Regions from separate parts of the Mus musculus genome. Here region 2 is linked to region 1. Evidence: chromatin contacts called from ENCODE Hi-C data. All regions are on one chromosome and are shown on one strand. Each heading gives the region's core, a stretch centred on a gene start or an enhancer-like site at or near the end of the contact. The rest is flanking DNA. Distances are from core to core; before and after follow the strand shown. Region 1 holds the start of Tm6sf1 (transmembrane 6 superfamily member 1). Region 2 holds the start of 3110040N11Rik (RIKEN cDNA 3110040N11 gene).

Region 1 (2,891 bases), core at 75-2,574:
GTATAGATTGATGCAATTTCCTTAGCACCAACTGCTATGAAAAGCACAGCCAGTTACTTCCTCCTCCAGCAGCCCACAATCAACTTCAGCAGGGCCACCGCTGGCGCCTTTCCACTGACCACCCAGGCCTTCGGCTGCCCATGGGGGCTCGTCAGTCAGTGATCCCTTTAGAGAAGTGAAAGCCAAGACTGGGACCCAGAGCCCTTACAGAATTCGTCGGTTCCTTAGCATTAAACTGATCACTGAACCTTTGCTCCTGGCCAGCATCGAACCTCTATCCCTTTCACAGCGCCCTTGCACAAAGTTCCCACAAGATCCTTGAGGTGCAAAGACAGACCAGAACACTAAAGCCAGGTCACCCTGTTAGTAGCAAAGGCTCAGAAAACCATGGTTATTTCTGTTAGCCGCTCACAACAGTTTCTAAAATTATAAAATGGTAAGTATGTGAAAGTCCATACAAGGAAAGCGTTCCTTTCAAATAAGGCGGTTCGTGCCTTCCGTGTTGCTCTGCACCCCTCTAGTGTCTGAGAGCCTCGGAGGCAGGGGCATTTCGGTATTGACCTTGGTAATATCAGCTACCCACCCAGTACTGGCAAAGAGCAGGCGCCCAGCTCTCAGACCTTGAACTGCCCTAGCCCAGTTTGAGGACCTAGGGCCGGGTGACCCTGGTGCCTCCCTCATGCTGCGGGCGTGGCGTTTCTGGAAGCTACCCAGTCCCAAAGCCGCGGTCCCAAACCCGCGGAAAAGTTGCGGGCTCTTGTCTACCCCGCGCGCGCTCACTCACTCGTGCTGGGCCGCCAGGTGGTTGAAGATGTAGGTGACCGGGATGGCTGAGAGGGACAGCACAAAAACCCCCGTGGCCGCAGAGGCACTCATTGCCACCTCCGGGTCGCTCTTCTTTCACCGCATCGCGCCGGGGGTCCCCTGGCTCAGCTTCCGGCGGCGCCGCGCCCCTCGCCGCTGCCCTTCCAGGCGGCCCCCGGCCGCGTCTCCTCTGCGCGTCCCCGTCGCCCGTAGCTGCCCGGCGCGCACAGAGAGAGGCACCACCCGGGTGCTCTAGGGCCGCTGTACGATCCCCAGAGGCGTCCCCACCAGGCTCCTGCTAACGAACGCAAGGGCTCAGCAGCCACCGCGAGGAGACAAGCGCCCCAGGACGCTTGCTTTAATGGGAAAAGGAAGGGCCCGGCGAAGGACGCGGGTCACAGATGGGAGCTGGGCATCCTCGAGCTGGAACGGAGCTGGGCTGAGCCAAGGGCCAGCAGAGGGTGGAGCCAGATCTGAGGGTGTCAGAGCCCGCAGGCCCGCGAGATCGGCTCAGAGACCTGTGGGGACAGATGCTCCTGGAACAACACTGTGCCGCCCTCCCACCCCACCCCCCGCGCGCACCCCTTCCCTACACACAGCTGCCATCAACGTCCGCAACCAATGTTCCAGTGCCAAGTGGAAATATTTGTTTTCCACCTTGGTTGCTCACTCACCGCCCCTTGACCTTGATCAAGTTACTGAAACATTCTGTATCATTTCTCTGTGAAATGGGAATAACCTGCTCCCTCGTATGATTGTGGAAATCGACCGAGTTAACAAGCGTGGAGTGCTTGCCCTGCACTGCTCAGCACACTGGTCTGTCTCCTGCTCCCTTTCTTTTTTTGTAGCAGAACTGACCCTCAGAGGAATGCCCTGATGTAAGACACTGAGGCAGCGTTCATTCCTTGCCTGGAGTGTTTTTGGAGGCCAGGTTACCACCGGCTAGCCTGGCAGGTCCTGAAGATTAGGGCTCTTCGTGGAATATTCCCAGACGTCTGGGTGTAGAGCATGAGAGTGCCGCCCAAAGAGCTGCTTGAGCAGGGTGTGCTCAGGAAGCCCCCTGGGCCTGAGTCCTGTTGGTATGGCCCCAGGGAAGGGAAAAGAAGTGGGCTCCGGAGCAACAGTGGGGGCAGCAGAGTGCGCGCCTTCCTGTCTTTAGGTCAGAGGCTTACAGGTCATTTGGCTCATTTTCAATGTGAGGAAAATGAACCTGCACCAGGACAGTCGGTTGTTCCAAAGCCAGCTCTCCTACTATCTGCCCTCCCTTTTCTTGAAAACTCAGCCAACAATGGGCACAAAAGGGTAAAGACTGTCCAAACGGCAGCATCTCGCAAAGCTTCTCCCAGAAGTCTCAGTGGGAACCTGGACATCGCTCACGATCTTCCATGATCGCTCCTTGCCTTTACCACCTCCTTCATTCCCCAAAGCGCCTTCTCTCCTCCAGGCCATCTCCTAGGCCAGTTTCCCAGCCAGTCCAACCTCCTCCACATCCCACACCGAGCTGCTTTAGCCGTCTGCGTGTATCCTGAGTCTCTCGGGCTGCTCTGAATCTTTCTTGTCTACCTAGACACTTGCTGCATATCATTTCTATTCCTTCTCATCCATGCTTGGGCTTTTTTAAAATTCAGAATCATATTTATGGAAATAACTTAATAGAGGCTGGGGGTGTAGTTGATCGTGCTTGCTTTGTGTGCACAAATCTTAAGGCTCTGTCCTCGTGCACTTCATGAACTGACTTTGATGGGGGCTCATCTGAAATCCCAGCACTAAGAGATGGAGGCAGAGGGAGTCCCTGGTTCAAGGTCATCCTTAGCTACCCAGCAAGTCTGAGGCCGACCTGGGATATATGAGATTCTGTCTCAACTAACAAAAAGGTACCGGGAAATGCCACAGAGTATGCCACATCCTGAGCTCCGCGTCACCCGCTCCGGATGGAAACTGAGGTGTTGAGGGACAGAGAGGTGATCAGGCTCCTCTCAGAAAACCTCAAGTGCAGGAAGCTACTTCTAAGGTCCGACCTGGTGAGGGAAGCATCTTAAAAGCCTGTGGTATGCACAACTGCTTTCCAGAAAAAGAGGCAGCAAGAT
Region 2 (2,700 bases), core at 113-2,612, 70 kb after region 1:
TACAAACCCCTGTTCTTTCCATTGGGGCAAGTGGCTGTGTGACAGATTGACCTGAGGCGGGGTCCTGTCCTTTCTAGCTGGTGATGAGGTACTCTAGAGGTACCTGTGGAGAAGGCTGACGGTTCCTTAGAGGACATTGCTTCCCCCTCCTTTGCCCATCCAGGCACCATCAGAAATACACCAATCCGTGTTCCTCCCCTGATAAAAACTGTCAAGTCTCTAGAGCAGTGGTTCTCAACCTTCCTAATGCTGCAACCTTTTAATACAGTTCCTCATGCTGTGATGACTCCCAACGGTAACATTACTTTTGTTGCTACTTCCTAACTAATTTGGCTACTGTTATGAATCGTAATGTAAATATTTTTAGGGCATCATGATTTCACCTCAAAATTCATCAAATTACTACAGTATAGTTTTGGCTCCACTTTGTGCCTCTATTTGTAATGTATTTCAAAAAAGGTGTGGTGTGGTTTAACACCTGAATCACCTGAGTCTTAGGCTTTAGCCACTTTCTCACAACACACCACTTAACGTGTCATGTGGAAAGGGTGTCTCTGGGAGAGTAAAATGAGACATCCCATTCTGATCCCAACCTTTAGTGGCTGTTTTCAGCACTCACATTCCAGTCTCACCTGTTTGTGAATCTGAATGCTGTCGCCCTTTGACATTTGTCACAGTCTCTGTCCTCCTCCTTAACTCCCCTCTCACTGGCACAGGTCACTGATAATTTGGTTATGTATTCAGGTAGCTCCTTAACTATTCCACTTGGATGTCTCCAATCATTTCAAACTTAATGTACCCTGAAAACTCCCCCTCGGACTGCCACAACTGCTAGCCGTAGACTCGGGCATCTTCAGTTAATCTTTTCCCCATCTCAGATTATTCAGGTCCCAAAGATCCTCAAAATGGTAACAAGCCATCTCCCATTTAGGTAGCAGATCTTCCTACCTCTGGGCATATACCATCTATACATTCTAACCTTATTGGACAAGGCCAGTCCCTAACTTTAGCACTTGCATTGATTTGCCTCTGCTTCAGTTTCACGAACGGTTGTATTCAACTCCACAGTGGATCTCCTCTCCTTGCGCACTGCCCTGTGCGAATTGCCATGGTGCCGCGTTGGGCAGGCGAGCACCGAGGCTGGCTGCTCTTGCCAACCCTAAGGATAGGTGACAATTTTCCCTCTGCTGGCAAAGATGGCTCACCAATGGATCACACCCTGAGGCTGGCAGGTTGCAAAGGAAGGAAAACAGTGCCATCTCGGGGCGAGGTGGCACTCTTAGGTGCCGGCCGACGCGCCTGCCGCTTCCGCCCATGACTTGCGCAGGCGCACAGAACTCTTCCGCCACGCTGGCGCCTGCGTGGTTGGGATGCTGCTGCTTGCTGTAGGTCGGTGTGCTTGGCCTCTGTTAGACTCCTGTGTGGTTCCACAATGCCTAAGAAAGCCGGTGCGACAAGCAAGGCCAGTGGCAAGCCTCGTGTTGTGGAGAGGGTGGGCCACGGGGCTACACTGGCGGGGAACAGACGCAGCGCCTGGAGGGCGGAAGACCTCCCTTCGGGTCCAGGTCTGAGACTTCCTGGGTCGCACATTAGCTCGCCCTAAGGATGAGTAGGCTCCACTGCGCACCCGCTGACCACCGTCTTTGCTCTCTCACTCTGAGGGTTACACTTCCCGGCAGGCTGTGCGTTCTGCCTCCCTATGGTGGCTGATCGCTTCCTTCTGTCAATGAGACTGCACTCCCTCCCCTAATATCCCTTTGTTTTCTGTCGCTGTGATCCCAGCCCCTTGAAGTCAGGGAGTTTGAATCCTTATTCCTCTTCATACCCGCTGTCCGCATACTGCCCTGGAAGTTGTTTTCTGTTAAGTTGTTAGATGGCATTTAAATACCAGTCGTCGTTCTTTCTGCAATGGACTCCTCACCCACTCTTGAGCGTTAGGATGCATTGGCTATAAAGATGACTAATAAATGCCCCTTCTCTTGAGAAATAGAAACGATAAAGTAGACTGTGGGAACAAGTCCTAAGCTAGCCAAGAGATCTTAAGTAGAACACATACCTACACAGAGACAGCCCCACCCCACCCCCCTCTCTGTCTCTGTATGTTGGATCATGAAGGGATGTGGGAGGAGCACGGTGGTGGCTAGTTTCTGCATGTAGGCCCAGTTTAGTGAAGGTGAGGGTAGTGATGGCTCAAAATAACTGAAGTATTTTGTTACCTGTGAAATTGTGTGTCATTTTAGGGTAAAAACCAAACCAAAGAACCAGAGACAGCACCTCCTGCTGCAGGGCCTGTAGCAACTGACCCTAAAGGTTTTGTCACCATAGCCATTCATGCCAAACCTGGCTCCAGACAGAACGCTGTGACAGGTACGTCTGAGCACTGGGTGGGATTTGGATGTGGATAAAGCAGCGTTTTCATCTTATTTTTGCCTTGTTATCTAAAAGCTTATCCTGTAACTGTAAATGGTATTTTTTATGTCTGCGTTTAGAAGCTTCTCCATCTAAACATTCTATAGTCTCATATAGAGGTATTTGAAAGAAAATGTACAATATTTAATACCAAATCAGATGGAATCTGTGTATCTTTTCCTTTTTAAAAATGTGGTATTTTGTAGATGGGCCTGGTCATATATGCCAATAATTCACAAGTACTTAGTTAGGAACTGAGGCAGGAGGTCAGCTAGACTACAACAAGACCCT

The links. Hi-C counts contacts between places; a loop is a spot of excess contacts on that map.
Region 2: a map of heart shows a loop between it and region 1 (2.5-fold over the local background). The contact joins the promoter of 3110040N11Rik here to the promoter of Tm6sf1 in region 1. A Hi-C loop is called at or near these places in 10 of 37 maps with a recorded cell type or tissue (gastrocnemius, heart, left cerebral cortex and 1 more).

Annotation. Positions count from the first base shown.
Region 1 is chr7:81,857,434-81,860,324 of GRCm38, reverse strand. Tm6sf1 (transmembrane 6 superfamily member 1) reads right to left here and starts at 1,324. Exons shown (of 10, transcript NM_145375.4): 1 at 785-1,324. The coding sequence starts at 876.
Region 2 is chr7:81,788,117-81,790,816 of GRCm38, reverse strand. It overlaps 3110040N11Rik (RIKEN cDNA 3110040N11 gene), which reads left to right and starts at 1,362. Exons shown (of 5, transcript NM_026077.4): 1 at 1,362-1,462; 2 at 2,241-2,367. The coding sequence starts at 1,433.